2 separate regions of the Homo sapiens genome follow, and region 1 is linked to region 2. A link is an interaction called in ENCODE POLR2A ChIA-PET data of the cell type or tissue named here. Cell type or tissue: Caco-2. All regions are shown on one strand. Links, peaks and the distances in the headings refer to the core of each region. The heading gives the core; the rest is flanking DNA.

The links. Peaks named below come from ENCODE experiments on the same cell type or tissue, not always from the same donor. Only the 100,000 strongest peaks of a DNase experiment are listed, where the experiment ranks them.
Region 1: POLR2A ChIA-PET joins it to region 2 with 10 read pairs; 3 of 35 experiments call an interaction of 5 or more read pairs at or near these places.

Annotation. Positions count from the first base shown.
Region 1 is chr7:8,319,554-8,327,553 of GRCh38, reverse strand. The region is part of intron 3 of ICA1-AS1 (ICA1 antisense RNA 1); the gene reads right to left. Among named protein-coding and RNA genes, the nearest start is that of ICA1-AS1, 61 kb to the right of the region's middle. In Caco-2, for the core only: no CTCF peak of the experiment used is centred there; no DNase peak of the experiment used is centred there.
Region 2 is chr7:8,258,889-8,269,772 of GRCh38, reverse strand. ICA1 (islet cell autoantigen 1) reads left to right here and starts at 7,606. Exons shown (of 14, transcript NM_001136020.3): 1 at 7,606-7,679. It overlaps ICA1-AS1 (ICA1 antisense RNA 1), which reads right to left and starts at 7,548. Exons shown (of 6, transcript NR_125740.1): 1 at 7,354-7,548; 2 at 6,947-7,193; 3 at 5,093-5,182. In Caco-2, for the core only: no CTCF peak of the experiment used is centred there; DNase peaks (open chromatin) are centred at 7,182, 7,622 and 8,192; H3K4me3 peaks cover 2,279 bases.

The DNA.
Region 1 (8,000 bases), core at 1-8,000, 61 kb before region 2:
TTACACTAAATGACTCATACTGTTGTTCTTTCTGAATTGCAGTGATAATTTCATTCCTCCTTTAATTGATTAAAAAAACAATCTGCAGCCCCAATACTAATCTGACAGTCACTGCACTATCTGTACATCTGCCTGTAGCAGCCAGCCTTGCGTGTCTACTTTGCCACTCATAATCTGCTGTAGGCCAAGTAACATAAAACACACCCCAATTAGTGTTGTGTGTGTGAAAATAAGAGCGAACATTTTTTTAACGCAGCCTGAGAGATTTTGAAATATGGGGTTTGTGAAAGCTGTTTTTCATCACTCAGGAACTATATAGTACTATATTACATTTTAATGTACAATAAAAATCATTGTTGGAAGTCCAAGCTGTATCAAGAGGATGCACATAGACTCATCAGTTGACAGTGTCCCAGCTGAGCCCAGACTTCAAGTCACCATCCCAAACAACAAACATGTGAGAAACGAAGCCTCCAGATGATTTCAGCCTCCAGCTAATCAGTCACCCCAGGCATTCAATTCTTTCCAGCTGGGGTCTCAGACATCATGGGGAAGATAAGTATATTAATAGATATAGGTAACAAATAAGACTGTTATATGGAACTCTGGAAAGCTAAGTTGAACCACTTCCTCTTCCTTCTTCCAAGCCCATACCTGAATATTTCTTCTTACTACCCAAAGATCAGCAACATGACAGGGCCAAAGAGAATGAGAGAAAACAGAATTTAACATTGCTCCAGTGTGGAGCAAGAGGTAGACAAGAAAAGTGCATATCTCTGCAGAGAGCCACATCTGTTAATAACCCCACCATGAGTGGCCTAATTAACCATCTAAATATGCAATCAAAATAACATTTTCTCCTTTTCAGAAATGAGGAAGGGATGGGAGAAGGGAAGATTTTCCTAGAATAAGGAGCTGAGTGAAGAACTTCCACTTCACCCTATGGATCATTACCAGCTGTAAGGTAAAATTGTATATGTTTGTTCCCATTTTGCTATTTATTACTATCACTCAAAGGAAATGTGGCTTCTTGAACTAGTCAAATTGATAATGTGGATTTTTCAATGTCTATATGTATCAATATACTCTCATGTCCAAATCCTGCCTCCTATGTTTGAAACATGGGCGAGGTTGGTGACAGCCTTCAGTTAGAAATGTTCCGTGGGTCTGAGTCAGAAAGAAGGTGCATTGCCATGGCAGGTCCAGTGTTCTTTACCAGAATGGAGCAGGGTCCACACGCAAAGGAGTGAAGGGCACAATCAGGAAGATAATAGCACAGGACTAAGGCAGAAGGTGAGGGTGAAATGAGAAAAGTAGCATTCGGTAGTTGGATGGGGGAGTGATGAACAGAGCAAGACAAGATGTCACATGTGTTATCACCCTTTTAATGTGGCACACGGTACTTGATGAGACGGCAGGCAAAACTGGTCAAAGGTGATCATGGGGTCAAGCCCCGACATGTTCCACTTTGAAGTGCAGACACCAGAGGTGATTTGGGAGCTGGTGGCATCCAAGGCAAAAATAAAAATTAAAAATAAACAAGGTGATTTCTAGGCACAGCGACTGCAAGAGCAAAGGCCATGAGGAAGGAGGTGCCCAGCATTCAAGGACAAGCAATCAGACCAGTGAGACTGGAGCAGAGAGAAGAGTAATAAGAGATGCACACAAAGAGCACACAGAGGTTAGACAATGCAAGACCTCAGAGGCTTTTTTGAAGACTCAGGGTTGTACTCTGGATGACATTGTAAACAGCTGGAATGTTTACAGGAGATGAATGAAATTATCTAACTTCTTTTTAGCAGAATGACTCTGGCTACTGTATTGAGAATAAACTAAAAGGGGCCAAGTTAAAGCAAGAAGAACAATCAAGAGGTTAGGGCATTATTCTTTTGGTAATGTGGCCCAAGCAGTGGAAGTGAAGAAAGTATGGGTTCTGAATATATTTTGAATGCAAACCATCAGGATTAGCTGACAGATTAGATGTGAAATGTTCCCCTTTCTTGGATTATTTTTCTTCATAGCACTTACCACCTTCTGACATAATACATATTTAATTTTCAATGTTTTTATTCTCCATCCACGTAAATGAAAGCTTCATGAAGGTAGGGATTTTCATGCCTGGAACATAGTAGGTGCTCAATAAGTAGCTGTTAACTAGATTAATTTATCTGAAGTATTTAAGTAACTCTATTAACAATTTTTTACCCTTGTCACATTCTCTTCCATTTGTAAACATTAGTTATCATAGGTTTGATCTCATTGGTCCACCATGAGTCATTTACCACAAGTGAATGTACTTTAAGTTGATCTACATTGTTTAGAAAGTGCCACCTAAATTATTTCTGTGGCTTGGTTGCCCTGTTCCGCTAACTGGCATACACAAACAGCTGTTGATGTGTAAGACATGGAATTAGGTCATTGCTGAGTTCTAATCAACTTGATTTAATTAGCATGGATGTCAGTGGTGGACATTTACAAGGGCAGATGGTATAATAACCACTCTTGTGTGGAGGTAATGTTGTGCCCAATTTCTGTCTTGAGTGCATAATCTATTGATGAAGCTGTGTTGATGTGGCCATATAGATACCAAGGACAATATGATGAGGTCAATTTGAGGGGATTACTTTGAAGCAGGAACATTGTGACACTGTCCAAAAACCAACCACCAGATTTTCACCTTTGTTTTCTACCAAACAATGAGCATCATTTTATCTCTAAGATTCAAGGGCTGACGTTGAAGATGAGACAGATCAGAAATGGGCTGAGGGATTGGCTAAGGTTAGATTCTATGTTTAAGAACTCATGTTTCCCACACTTGCATATCTTAGAAAGGGACACCAATGATTCTAAGTGGAATTGTTGTCATTCTCTAAATATTTACCTATATCTTGAATGATCTGCATGTTGAATAATCATTGCTTTTATATAAATTTCTTTGGTTCATAGTGGAAGTTGTTCTATTTTTCATGTGAGAGGATGGACTCCTTTGCTTCAGGACAATGCTTTCTTCTTGTTAATGCCAGCCTCATTTGATTAGGTTGCTATTAGACCCCAGAGATGAGGGAGGGAAGAGAGCATGTCAGGGCAGAGAATATTCCCCAGTCTCAGTTTCAGACTCACAGGAAATCCTCAGTTGAGTTTCTAATGGTTTTCTTTTCTTTCTTTCCTTCCTTTCCTTTCTTCCTTCCTTCCTTCCTTCCTTCCATCCTTTCTTTCTTTCTTTCTCTTTCTTTCTTTCTTTCCTTTCTTTCTCTCTTTCTCTCTTTCTGCTTGTTTGCTCTGTCACTCAAGCTGGAGTAGAGCGGCATGAACATGGCTCACTGCAGCCTCAAACTCCTGGGCTCGAGAGATCCACCTGCCTCAGCCTCCCAGGTAGCTGGGACCACAGGTGTGTGCCACCACATCTAGCTAATTTTTTTTATTTTTTGTGTATACAGGGTCTCACTGTGTTGCCCAGGCTGGTCTCCAACTCCTGGCCTCAATTGATCCTCCTACCTCGGCCTCCCAAAGTGCTGGGATTACAGGCCACCACAGTTGGCCTCTAATGGTTTTCTTTGTGGTCTCAATTATATCTGGAAATTGTGTGATGACTCCTTTTTTAAAGAGCTGAAGTGCTGGCATCTACCTTCCAGAGGCAAAGAGATGTACACCTGACCATTCCTCCAGCCAGGCCTTGTCCGTGGGTAGACATCACAAGGACACAAATGGCCACCATGAGTCACAGCCACAGGCAACGTTCAAGCAATTCTTCACTGGAGAAGTAATAATTACCAAGGGGGCCATCCTGGGGTGCCTGTGCATTGGCAGGAGAAGTGTTGGGAGACTGAAAGGAAAGGAAGGGAATCAGGGATTCAGGTGTTGTGGTCACTGGTCCAGATCTCTTATAGCCTCAGGTCACACAAGACTCATTCTTCTCCTTTGATGACGAGTGTGGGATGGGGAGGATCATGTGGAACAGTAGAAGGAAGACCTGACCCTTCCCCAGGCCTTGCCGGGACATGGCCTTCTATCCCCAACTCTTCCTCCTTTGCTTCACTTCTTGTGTCCATCTCCCTTCAGCTCTCCCCCTCCTGCAGTTTTGCCCCACCTCCAACCAGGTTTCCCACCTCTCCCTACTGACACACTTAGGAACCCACTGATCCCTTCAGGTAATTCCCAGCTTGGAAAACAGACTGTAAATTGCTTTTCACCTCTGCACTGAGTGTTGCTCAAAAGAAGGAAGGAGTGGGTTGTCCTCATTGTCCTCTAAGCAAGGGCCTTACCTCCTTCCCCTTTCCTCCACTGAGGTGGGGGTGTGACATGGTTGGGACAGATTCTCACTTCAACATGTAAAAGCAACACAAAGAACTCTTATCAAAAGACAAAATTACAATAAACTTAGCAAAATGATCTAACTAACTCTTATTTGCAACTCACGAATTAGGGTGACGTCTCCTCTAAAACTTTAGAAAAGGTGCTCCATTCAGCTGACCAGGGGAGTTTGGCTTTATAGGCAGAAAAGGGCTGAAGAAAGCAGAAACTAGGATCAAAAAGGGGGTTGCTTAGCATCAAGTTACCTTCCTTGTAAGGTTAAAGCAGAGAAGACTTCCTTATCGTGCTGGCTAAACTGGTCTGTTTGGAGATTTGACTATTATCTCTCTCCTGATTACCTGGAAGATCAGATAAACAACTGTTTCAGTTTGGTAACATGAAACTTTAGCATGAGAAACTCCATTTTGGTTGGTCTACTGGGGCCTACTGCAGGAGCTCAGTCCAAACCCATGGCCTCCTGTAAATTTTATTTGACATTCACTCTAGGGTTACTTTTCTTCCAAAGCTCTTTGTTTCATAACAGAAATCCATATCTTCCCAAATAACTTGTCTTTAACCTTATTTTTTACAGACACCTTTCCCACACCTGTCCTACATCACATTACAGTGTTTCCCACATTAACTTTAGAAGACAGAGAATCCCTCTCAAACCTATTCTCACATGTAACGTGGTTACAATATACTTGACATCACAAAACTCATATGTAATGCTGTTTTGCATGTGCATGTGAACAGAATTGATATCTGTATTTGTTTTCTATTGCTGAATAATAAAATACAAAAAATTCAGCAGCTTAAAAGAACACACATTTATTAGCTCACAGATTCTGTGGGCCAGGAGTCTGAGGACAGCTTAGCTGGATCCTTGCTGGAAGGTTGCAATCAAAGTGTTAGCTGGGCTATGTTCCTTTCTGGAACCCAGAATCCTCTGCCAAGCTCACTGGGTGGTTGGCAGAATTTAGTTCCTTGCAAGTTGTAGGACTTGTATGTTCCCTGCCATATGGCCCTCTGCAAAGGCAGGTCACATCTTAGCAGCTTGCCTCCTCAGGTCCAACAGGAGAGTATCTCACCTCAGATAGGGCCCAGTCCTTCTTTTTAAGGACTTTAATCTGATTAGTCTAGCCCGTGCAGAATAATCTCTTGTCGTCACATAATATAACAGTCACCTTGATGACATTCCATCATCTCTGGCTTACTCTATTAGTTAGAAGTAAGCTGCAGATTTCACCTACACTCAAAGGGAGGGTATTACACAAAGGTGTAGATACCAGGAAGTAGAAAACCAGTGAGGGTCACTTTAGGCTCTGTCCAATTCAATGGATTCAGCAAGGAAAATGTTCCAAAGCTAATATGTTGCCCTCTTTTAATAATTGTTGGAAAAACATGGATAAACCAGGCTTGGAAGAATCGAGGACTCAGTTAAATGCAACCATGAGGCACGCTTAGCATGGGCTGGAGGTAGGGAGAGGAGTGTATTTATGTGATCTCCTTAATGTCCTGGTCTAGTCAAGCTTCTGGGAATGCTGTTGGCAACTTTTGGCTCACCTTGCTGTAAGGCTGCTTCTGAAGATGCCTGACCACAGAAGCCAACAAGTGCATCCATAGAACCAACCCAGAGCAAAACCCTAGATGATTATAAATATCTATGAACACTGAATTTTTCCCTCAAGAATACAGGGTTCACTACAGACACCCCTTCAAGTGCCTACATGATGCTAATATTGCTGTCTCAGCACTACCCTATAGATTTTAATGTGGAGAATTTATAGCCATTTTATTTATCCTATTAGTCTCACCACTATTACATCCAAAGCCCTGTCCAGTCAAGGTGAATGCCTCCCTCACCATATGCCTTTGCAACTGTGACACCATAGTAGTTCTATCATTATACTATATTCTTACCAAACTGATAAAATGTGCTATGAATCAGAAAATACATTCATCAAAAATTGTTAGACTATAAATATTGAGAGAAAACCCTTTCCTTGGTTCTTTATCTTCTTCAACTATTCCAAATAATTTAAATTGCATCTGTTAGGGAAGACCAGAGATTTCATTTTTACACAATGATTTAATAAAAATGGTAGTAACTGAAAAAGTCACACTTCTGAAAAGGTCAAAATAATTCCTCGTACTACAATCAAGTAAATTTGGAATTTGCTTAATCCCAATCAAGTGCTCACAGTTAATTTAAGAAGATTAAATTACCCCACAGTCACTATTCATTAGCCAAGAAGAATGAAATGGCAATAATTCTGCCAAATAGTAAAATGCACTTATAAGACTATTTTGCAATTTATTCAACAAATATTTATGGAGTGCCAACTAGTGCCAGGAACTGTTCTATATCCTGGGGCTACAAAGGTAAATCAGGCAAACAAAATGCTTTACATCATGGAGATACCATGGGAGTGTGAGAAACAGAAAATAATAAATAAATAAACATATATATATAATTATAGATTACAAAAACTGTTATAGAAAAATAATACATATATGGGAATAGAGTATAATTGGGGATTAGGTGGGGTTATTTTAGGAAAGGCTATCAGAATAGGCTTCTCTGAAGAGGCAACGTTTCAACAGACCCGAGAAACAAAAAGCAAATCCTAAGCCCCCCAACTGACTGAACAGATCCCCTCTTGGCAAAGGGGACCCCACAGAAACCTTAAAAACTAAGTTCCCAGCCATGATGGGATGGGAGGTCAGACAGGCCTCAGTATGCCCCTTTTTTATTAACCTTGAATCAGAATTCTTTCCTAAGGAGTAAGAAGAAACCAGCTCTGGAAAACAAGAAATGGGAGACTCATTCCTTTATCACCTTTAGCCAATCATCTGAGGCTGCAACCAGACTTGCAACTGGACTCCCCTCCCTTTCGCAGTTACAACACAGTAACTAAACAGCATTCCTTCCTGATAAGAGACCACTGACCATAGAGTGGTTCTGGCCAGTCTACAGAGATGGCACATTGAGGATTTTCCTATCTTCTGCTTCACCTTTTGATATAAGAGTGAAACCACCTTTGCAAAGATCATGACAGTGAAAGAAATCTAACATGGCAGATTCCATCTTGCTTCTAGCCTCACAGGTGGGCTGTCCTCACTCACTCCTAGGTGTGGTCAAGCTAACTATGGGATGAATTTAGTTTATAGTTTAACTTTGAAGCAAGCATGATAATCATCCCTCCCTAAAATTAATCCCCTCTTTGTTCGGGGGCTGAACCACCTTTGCAAGACTAATGAAAGGACACAAGATCAGGAATTACAGGAAGGACTTGAATTCTGCTAAAATGTAAACATAGTTTCTATAACCCCTTACTGCTCAGGAGTCATTTGGTCAGAGGTCATAAGATCTGTGACTTCCCCAATTGCTCCTATAGATAATATTGCTATTGTAGAACCTAAGTTTGGTCTTTCAAGATGTTTTTCAGATTTTTGCATTCTGGCAACTAACTGACCCCACCTGTACTCATGACTTATGACTCAACCAGTCCTGTGGTCCCCCACCCAGAGGCAGACTCAGCATGAGGACCAATCCCCACACACCTATGATTGCATCCCTAACCAATTGGCGGTACCCATTCCCTAGTCCCCTGCCTACTAAACTATCCTTGAAAAGCCCTAGCCTCTGAATTCTCAGGGAGGCTGATTTAAGTGTAACTCTGGTCCTTCTGCTTGGCTACCTTGTG
Region 2 (10,884 bases), core at 2,885-10,884:
CAAAAATAATGATAATAGAAGATTTCTCATTGAAAACAATGCAAGCCAGGAAACAATGAAGCAAAATCTTTAAAAGTACTGAAAGAAAAAAAGTCAATATAAATTTCCTTAGCAGTAAAAAAATTTTCAAAAACAAAAGCGAAATAGAATTTTTCAGATGTACAAAGCTAAGAGACTCATCAATAACATACCTTCATTTCAAGAAATACATTAATGGTTTTAAATAAATTTTATTTTGTAATCACATCATATACATTCCAAAAAGTGTTGTTTCTGTTTGTCAAGCAAGTGGTTCTGTTTGTGGGCATTACTTGTTAGGGATTTGAATCCTAGGATCCTTTGTGTCACCACCACAGACCCTCATGGTCCTGGGACCCACAGATCGAGAATCATTGTTTCAGAATACAAACTTCATGAGAAATGAAGGTCCAATCCAATGTCATGGGGCAGACAACTGGATTGATGAGGATAAAGGCTGAGCTGCAATAATATTTTTAAAATATAGTGACTTTATTTCCTTCTCATAAAACAATCCAGGCAGAAGGGCCAAGGCAATATGGCAGCTCAGGGGGGTCAGAGGCCCAGGTTCCTTGCCATTCCCAAGGTGTTGCCCTCACCTGCATGGCCAAAGGCGATCTAACCAGTGGGAAAGGGAGAAAGTAAAGATTAGGATGTGTTTCTTTCAAGGGCAGGACACAAAAGTTATATGCATGTCTTTCCATCATATCCTATTCACTACAACCTAGTCACATGACCACACCTTGCAACAAGGGAAGCTAAAACCAATGTAACTTAGCAATAATGTGCTCAACTGAAACTTATATTACTGTAGAAAAGGGGAAGAATAAATATTGGGGAAATGATTAACAGTATCTGCCAAACAAGTTTGTGACTGAGTTAAAACTGGAAGAGGAAAAGCTCATCAGATTGACGGTTAAGAAACAGGAATTGCAGTTGCAATTCAGCCTCTTATTCCATGATTAAACCAAATGTTTGTCCATGTTTCACCTGAACTACCTTAATTATCTGCACCCGAATTTTCAGTGATTCTTCCCAATTGTCCCTGTGTAGGGGGAGCGAGCTATACGAAGAACCAAGAGAGTTTCATCCTAATTTTTTAGTTAAATCCTGTTCTTTATTGGACAGTGTGACCCTCTGAGGAGTCATTAGCTCTACATCTATGAAGACTAGGGCTCAGCTGTGAACTCTGGGCTTATGCTAGGCCAAACTCCAGCATAGTTCCTAGTCAGAAGCAGGATTCTACTCTATGGCACATGACAAAATTCTCCAACTGCAGTGAATTAAAAAAAAAAAAAAAAAAGTCCCATTTTGATGCCATCACCAGCATTTTCTTGCAGAAGTTCCAATGGATGATACTAGGGGTGGTGAGATGGAGAGCAGCATTATTTATGCAGAAATCTAAGCTGATGTGATAATGAAAATAATTACCTTTCTTTTAGTGTAAAACAAGGCTCCTCTCTTCATTATAGCCTTAATTTTGAAAGGAAAGGAAGTTAATTTTAATTAATAAAAGTTAATGCTACTAATTAAACATTTGTTCTATTTTCACATGCACACACAAATCTGCCTAAAGATATAACTAGCTCTGCTGAGGGTATAACAAAAGCTTTGTTTTGCTACATAGAAAGTACAAATGTCACAGGAATTAAACTGGCCAAATTAGTCCATATTCTTGAGTAAATCCAAATTTGTTTTTAAGGATTACACAATCCAGGAATAAATGACTTTATTTTTATTAATAAAATTTGATGTAATCTTTCTTTACATTTATAACACCCTTTAAATTTATAACACCTGTAGAAATTGCGGAGTCTCGCTCTTTCGCCCAGGCCGGACTGCAGTGGCTCTATCTCCGCTCACTGCGAGCTCAGCCTCCCGGGTTCACGCCATTCTCCTGCCTTAGCCTCCCGAGTAGCTGGGACTACAGGCGCCCGCCGCCGTGCCTGACTAATTTTTTGTATTTTTAGTAGAGACGGGTTTTCACCGTGTTAGCCAGGATGGTCTCCATCTCCTGACCTCGTGATCCACCCGCCTCAGCCTCCCAAAGTGCTGGGATTACAGGCGCAAGCCACCGCGCCTGGCCGATTTTAATAATTTTTAAACATCATTTTTTCTAAGTTTGTTCTTCTAGATTATCTAATTTTAATCTCTCAGCAACTCTAAAGAGAAAGTGATTGTTTTTCTTATTAATGAGCTGAGCTCTGGAGAGATTTATATGTACGGCTCTTATTAAACACATTGATAATGATAATAGCTTAAGCTCTGTCTCAACATCCCCTACTATAGAACAGGTACAATGAGTACTTATGATGCTGCCAAACGTGAATCAGGAAATAAAAAGATTGCAGAACTGTAGGGGCTTATAAACATCTGTCTAGAAGGAATGGTAGAGGGTTCATTTGCCTTACAGTATCCACACACCAAGAGAAAGGGGCATTCTGCCTCACTTGCTCACGCTGGCTGAGATCTAAGACCATAAGGAACATTGAGAACATCAAAAATATGTATCAACAATGCAATAAAATAGACCAGATCATATGTAAATGAGTAGTTTGTATTTGTATGTCCATATATAATTTATATAAATACATATACATGCAAGAGAGATATTAGTGAATTCAGTCTACATGATAATCAACGTCAAATCAGAGATGGCCTATGGATTAAGTTCCACTTGAAACAAATAAATATATATTCCTATGTATTAGGAATATGACACTGTTTCAGTCACATGAGATGAAATACATTGCTAATTTAATTCATTTTAGATTACCTCAGAGGGAGAAGAGGGACAGTAACTTGGCAAACACTAAGAAGCCTTGGAATTACTCAGCTAAAAGGATCCCTTAAGACATAAGACCATTAAATAGCTCCTGAAAAACTTATTTCCTATATGAATATTCCTATAATTTGCTCATTCAAAATAACTGGCATTAATTTGAAAATATCTCTGAAATGAGTGTTCTTTTTGAAGAATTAAGATAGAATTTTGGGGCTTTAGTGTCATAATTCTTATTTTGTTTTTTTGCGGGGGGGTTTTACTGCAAGTGCAGATTTGGGGCGGGTAGAGTGGGGAGCTGGTTTTGTTTTACCTTCAGTGGTATCCTCCATTAATATTAACTTATCAGGACAAACTTATCACTTTACCTCCTTGTTATTATTAAGTTCAATTCCATAAAATTCATTATTATCTGTGTTTGCGCTTATCCAAAAGGATTGTTTTGGTAGGCAGTCTGCTTCTTCCTTCATTTAAACAGGGATAGCTAAGAAGGCTGAGATGTTATAAGACTAGAGCACACTTGCAAAATATTTGCGCAGCAGGAACTTTTCTTTATATTATCATGAGGTATCCAATGGATGGACCTGAAATATTTCTCTTTCATTAACAGATTTTTCTGTCCTGTTTCCTCATAATTAGCTTCTTAGCGCCAGTAGAATTTGAATAGTATCCAGAAATCTGAAAATAAGTCACATATTTGGGGGTTTGTTGTATGGTTCTTACCTTGTAACTATTCCTGAGGAAGATACTGGATTTACTGTGTACATGTGTGCACACATGTGTGTGTGTGTGCCAATAAAACTATGAACCCCTTTTTTTTTTACTTTTTAAACAGCTTTACTGAGACATAATTCACATACCACTAATTCACAATGAATTGTAAAATGCACAACTCAATGGTTTTTAGCATATGGCAGATATTTGTAAACAACACCAGTCAATTTTAAAACATTTTCATCACATGAAAAAGAAACTCTTAATCCTACTACTTTGGGAGGCCAAGGCAAGTGGATCACTTGAGGTCAGGAGTTCAAGACCAGCCTGGCCAACATGGCAAAACCCTGTCTCTACTAAAAATACAAAAATTAGCTGCGCATGGTGGCACATGCCTGTAGTCCCAGCTACTCAGGAGATTGAGGCAGGAGAATCCCTTGAACCCAGGAGATGGGGGCTGCAGTGAGCTGAGATCGTGCCACTGCACTCCAGTCTATGCAACAGAGTGTGACTCTGTCTCAAAAAAAAAAAAAAAAAAACCAACCAAACAAAAAATACCAAACTTAGCTGGGCATGGTGGTGCATGCCTGTAATCCCAGTTACTCAGGAGGCTGAGGCGGGAGAATCACTTGAACCCGGGAGGCGAAGGTTGCAGTGAGCCGAGATTGTGCCACTGCACTCCATGCTGCAGGACAGAGCAAGACTCTGTCTCAAAAAAAAAGAAAAAAGAAAAAAGAAAAAAAGAAGATAAAGAAACTCTATACTCTTTAGATCTCACTCCCTATTCACCCATACTCTCTCCAGCCCTAAATGATCACTATTGTACTTTCTGCCTGTACAGATTTCTCTATTTTGGACTTTCATATGAATGGAATAATATATTTGTGACTGGCTTCCTTCACTCAGCATAATGTTTCAAGTTTTGTCTAAGTTGTAGCATATGTCAGTATTTCATTCATTTGCATGGCTGAATATTCCATTACATGAATATACTACATTTTGTTTATTCATTTGTCTACAGCAGGACAGCTTTGACCTTTTGACTGTTTTGAATAATGCTGCTATAGACATTTGTGTACAAGTTTTTGTGTAGACATAGGTTTTTATTTCTCTTGGATATAGACCTAGGAGTGGAATTGTTGGGTCACATGGTAGCTCTATGTTTAATCGTTTAAGGAACTTTCAGACTGTTTTCCAAAGTGGTTGCACCATTTTACTTTCCCACCAGCAGTTTCCACCACCAATTTACATCCTCGCCTGGGTTTACCTTTGGGCAATCTTGCTTTGCCTAGGATGGCAGAATAGAATGACAGAAGGGCAACAGCCCAGTGACACAGTGGAGATCGCACCAGCCCTAGACTGCCTACCTTCCAATTTAAGTGAGAAAAAATAAAGCCCTATTTCATTTAATCCACCGCTATTCCAAGTCTCTGTTAGTAGCTTAACACAAATCCAACTCTTGTGGTCCTATTAGCATATCTTGAATCTGGGAAGCTCTTGAAAAAATTATTGAATTGAATATGTAAAGATTTTTTTCATAGAAAATTTTGTCATCCTGTTGTACACTGGAAAACGCACCTTATTTCTCTCCTAATTTCTGATCCCATCATTCAATAGCCATTCTCCTTAGAAACTGTTTCGGGTTCTCACTAGCACCTTACTGGTGTTCTGCAAGATGGAAACAACAGCTGGTTATTCAGAAACAAATGCAAGTGTTATTGATGGAGCCATTTTATTTAAGGGGAAGGAAAAGTACTCATTGTGGTGATGGAGAATGAGCAGGAGTTGTCTATTATTTCCTTTCTCAAATATTATGCTAAGTGTTAGGACAATAATTAGAATGAAGAAAAATCAGTTAAGGTTTTCTCCTAAACTCTCCGGGAGCCCAAAGAATTTCAGTGCCATGTTGACTACATAATGCTTGTATCATGTATTTGTTCTCTTTTAGACATTGCTTTTGAAGCCACTTTTAGCCTCTGTAACAGGTTAGACTCACAGTCATCGTTTTCACCTTGGAATTCAGAAAGCATAAAAGAAAACTGCGTAATCAGTTGCAGCTCAGCTGTCCCCGTTTTTTCCCTTCATGCTTTTGTTCCAATCATCTGCATTTTGAGGGGATACTTTGAACACACACACAACCTCCCATTCTACTGGCTGTTTTGTAACAGATTTAAATATTTGCCCCAAAGCCAGCCTTTGACCAATGGGGCTTCTGATTAAGTTTTCATGTAACTGGTAGAAAGGAGAACATTACAGAGTCAGGAAAAACTTTTCAGGTGATTTAGTCCTTTCTCAATGCTTCAATTAACTGATGATAACGCTCAGTCAACATTTATCGGGCACCTATGATGTTCATTACGGCACTTCATTCTGTTAAAGAATAATAATCTCTTTATCCTTTTAACTCCCGATAATAGCTTTTTACACATAAATTTACAGTTCTTGGAATCAATGTATCTTAACATATCTTAATCATCTTTCTTTTGTAAGGAAGACTTTCTCATTTTAAAGGCTTTGGGTTTTTTTTCTTACAGCAAAATCATTTGGCTTGCGTTGTTAACACGTTAGTTTGAATTTTTTTTTATAAAAGCCAAATATATATAAGCAATGCTTTTCTCTCTGAAAATTTCTCCTGAATCTTAGCTTTTCAACAATTTGCTATTTTGTAGACCATATTCATGATTTGTTTACTCATACACACTTACTAAGGAGATGTTTACTCAGCTCCAAAATTCGTGTTAAGACTAGGACAGGCTCAAATCTATGACAAACAGAATCCCCAAAGAATAACTTTAAAGGTTATGTAAATTTCTGGAGGTATCTTATTATCTTTCTATTAAAATGTCAACATATTCTATACTTTTTCTCCATCCATTCTGGCAAGACACCATGCTATCTTGAGATTAAGCTAAGTCTCCTGGTTCAGATTCAAATCCCTGCTCAATAATCTCTTTATGGCACTCTGGGCAGTGTCTTCATCTGTGAAATCGGGATAATGATTTTATCTACAGTATTGGGTTGCTGTAAGGATTAAATATAAAGCATACAGCATGTGCCGGACATAGAGCTAGCACTCCATCCATGTTAGCGCAGGATTTCTGATTCGTCAGCATCATTACTCAATAACTATCATTCGGCCCTTTTAAATTGTTTCAGCGACGACTGAATGAACTTATTTATAAATGTATAACATAACTAGGGATGAAGTCATACTACATTGAGGTTTCATTTCCACATAGATAATATTAGGAAGCAGCTATGCCAACACTTTTTCTTCCTGTGATCTGTATACTGCAGGGTCTCTAGAAACAATGGTTTGGTTCTTTCCTGGTGACAAAGGATAAGAGAAGATGAAACTGCTACAAATGGCAATAACTTAAAAATAAAAGATACAGAAATATATGGAAATGAAAAACATATACCTATACATACACAGCTGTTTTTAAAACATGACCTTTATTCTCGAAGCTCAAACTTGATTTCCAGGTACAGCAGGCCTCTGTAACTTTTCTTGGCAGTGAAGTCATGAAGTCTCCTGTCCTCTAAAGCTACAGAAATTTAACCTGGAAGCAAGCAGTAGGCACTACGCACAGCACAGAGGGAACCCTGGGGTGTACGCTGTGGCTCCCACCTGTCCGCCAGGTCATTGTGACGCAAACGCTATGGCCACGTGGAACACCTGCCGGAGAGCAGGGGCGGGGTCACTCTGGGCGGCGGATCCGAGCGGGGGATACCCCAGGAGATGGGGGTCGAGGAGAGACCCCGGGGAGTAGAGAGAGAGAAACTCACTCCCCGAGTCCCCGACCCTCCCCAAGCAAGGTGAGGTCAACGCCACCCACCTTCCCCCGGTCACCCTGGGAGGGGTCGCTCCGGCGGGCGTCTGCTGGAGGGTAGAAGCGGGGAAGGGAGGCAGCGGCGGCGCCCAGGCGGCGGTAGGTAGCCGGGCGGCGAGGGCGCCCGCACCCCCCGGCCGCTGCGCTGCGCTGCGGTGCGCACGGGCTCCGCCGGTTGCTATTCCGGCTGGTGGCGGCCGCCGCAGGAAGGGCCGGTTCCTGCGCTCCCCCCGCCCCTTTCCCTCGCCTTCGGCTGACGCTGACGTCGGATGAGTGATCCGGAGGGACGCTCCGACCGCGGCCGGGAGGCTCCTGGGGGCCGGGGCTCCGAGGTACCTGCCCTCCGGGGTCGGGGCGGGGGCGCGCCGGGCGGGCTGCAGGAAGCAGCAGGAGACGCCCGGCAGCCGGGACGGTCGGGGACGCCTGGTAGGAGCTGCCTTCTCTGCCCTCCGCGGGCGGCGCGTGATAGGCGAGTCGCCTCCTCGGGTCCCGGATCCCGGTGCGGGAACCGCATCAGCCCCTTCCCCTCCCCTCCTCCCTCCGGCCTGGGAAGGTCTGGAGGATGCGCGCGCCGTGAGAGCGTGCGTCAGCCCCGGGGGAGCGGTAGGGAAGCGTTCCGCGCTCCGGCCCCAGCGCTGGGAGCACCGGCACCCATGCCAGCCCACCCCACCCACCCACCGCGCGCCTCGCCTTCCCGGCGGCTCCGGCCCCAGGACCCCGAGCTCCCTGGTGGGCAGGGACTTGCGTCCAGGGTTGACTTGTTGACAAGTTCACCTGCCGCGGCGCCTGGTGTGTGCTTTTTCTCTTCCCCTCCGTGGCCCTTTTTTTGGCAGGGGCGGCAGAGAGCATATGGGTACCTCTTTATAACCACTAGTGCCAGGAGGCCTGAGCTTGGTCCCCCGGGGGCGAGGTGCTCAGCAGTCTCGGACTAGACGGGGCGAGAACCCCTAAGCAACCCCGGTTCCAGCAAACCCTGGCGCGCCCGTTTCCTTTGGGCGCTGCTGACTCCGCCTTTCCTGCTCCGGGGCTATTGCAGCTCCTGCTTCCTCTAGAAACGAACATATCCTGTTGTTATGTCTGCCTTTCCCCCAAAGCGGCTCTCCAGGAACCTTTCCCACTGTCTTTTTACTTGTAGTACCCCCAAAGCACCTGAGCTTCTCTTTGGGGTCTTAAAAGTATCGCGCCCTTATTCTGGCGAAGGGCATTAACTGCCTGGTTGGGGAGAGTTAGTTTGGAAAGAATCGCGTTCTCTTCATTTAGATGGCATTAAAAAATTAGCGCAAGAAAGGGTTTTGTTCATGAATCTTAGTAACCGAGATCTGGTAACGGTATAAAAATTATCAAGGCCTGGAAAATATGTCACCAGCTTGCTTGGGAGTGATACTGAATGTAGGAAGAAAGACACATAAGGCATTTATTGGCCATTAAGGTCCTATAAAATATGACTCATCGCAAACATGTTTTTGTCCATACGTTTCAGTGAAGTCTCTTCGGAAAATCTCAAATTGGTTTCTGTGGCCCTCTGGTTTGAATCTGAGATCTGAACTGTTCTGTGGTTAGGGAGTGAAATAAGAAATGCTTAGTTTGAAATCTAGGCTCCCGATGCAATTTCATACCCCCTGTTTAAAACACACACTCTCTAAAAATGCTTTTAAGTAAGTTTTCAAACCAAAGATATATTTTTAGATTTCAGTCTTTATTTTTGAAACACCCTTTGTAGAGAATACCACAGGGACAAAATCAATTTATAATCCTGAATAGCTCAAATATCACTCTTTGGTTTTATACTAATACTGTACATACATCTTAATTGCAGGAGATGTTGCTTTCTAATTGTTTCTGTTTGTATTACAAAGGGAAATAATTGTACTGTTTATAAAGATGAATCTTTAGAAAACGTAACAGTTAAGCTACAGCGGGCTATTTGTGGAGAGACCTGATGTTAAAAAACGTTAACCCTGTATCCTCCACCCGTGGATCATTGAGTGCTAAAGATACTGGATGGTAATTGCCTGGGTGGTTTATTTTGTAACTATTTTCCCCCATTTGGAACACCTGAGTAACTATCTGACTGCTTTCTCTACGCATCTTTACCGCAGTGCATAAAGATCAATCTCACGAAAAGTATAGAAAATTTTGTTACTCAGAGCCTTCAAAATCAGTACGTTTTCAAGGTATTTGACTAAATAGTACATTTTTTTCAGGTGCAAGCAGCATTAGCGGTATGGAGGTCTGGTAGTTATGCCATAACGTAGAAGGATAAACCTATGTTTGGTATGAACTTTTAAGATTATAGAAACCTCATGCGAGAGAGGGAGGAAGTTAACAGGCCCCAAGTGTCAGGATGAATTTTTCCTCTTCGTTGGTTGAGCCTGAGGGTAGGTGGCAGTGTTTATAATCAGCACGCTGGTCACTAGTGTCCTTTTTTTCCATCTGCATTACTAGATTTATGGGAACCATTAATAAGGATGCTATCTGCATGTTTTGTCCATGAGGCAACATAGATCACTAATGAATCTTATCCCCCAACCCCACCACCATTCGCAATCTGCCTCAGCAGAACTTTAAACTCAAAAAACACTTTTCCCCCGCTTTTTTCTTGATTCCCAAGCTGATACATTTCGTATCACAATCATATCTAACACTCTGAGGGAGTATGGAGGACTCATGGGCTTTGGATCCTGATGGAGCAAAATCAGAATCCCTGCGGTAACACCTAACTAGCCGTGTGACCTTGACCAAGTTACTTAAGTCACCATTTCCTTATCTACAGAACAGGAATATCCACCTTTTTAGGGGCAGGGTGGAGATTAGAGATAATGTATATAAAATGCTTTGCACGCTTTTAAATAGGACTCACTCAGTAGTAATAAATTATTTTTTCACATGCTAAACATATGCTATCCGTATCTAAAAAGAATGCTGCTGCTTTGCCTGTGATAGGAAGTGTATTTCAATTTGGTTTTGAGTAGTTCAAATAATTTTGTACCAATACTAAGACCCTGGGCTTTATGGAAAACACTCTCTGAAGTTGGGGGGTGCAACCAGAAACAAAACAAATCTAATTTGTTCCAGTGGGGATAGATCTTCCAAGCCCCTGTCACTCAAACGTGGTCCATGGACCAGTAGCATGTGGCCTCCCCTGGGAGCTTATTAGAAATGCAAAATCTTAGCGTGCCTGCTACTCTCTTCCAGACCCAGTGAATTCAAATCTCCATTTTAACAAGATCTCCATGAGTATGTTAACATTTGAGAAGCAATGCTGTAACCTGTTATTTCTCAAACTTTAGTGTCCCAGAGAATCATTTGGGGGCTTGTTAAAATAAGTGTGGATTCCCGGTCAAGCTTCCTTCATCTGCTGTTAAGCAACATCTCAGGTAGCTCTGATCCCTAGGGTCTCCCACAGACTGTCCAGCACACTACTCTAAAATGAGCCTCTGTCCTCTTCCTTCACAAAGCACTTTGGCAACTATGATCTTATGTGATACTCAACCCCCTTTGAGATAAGTAGATATTATAATCTCCATCTGTCTGATA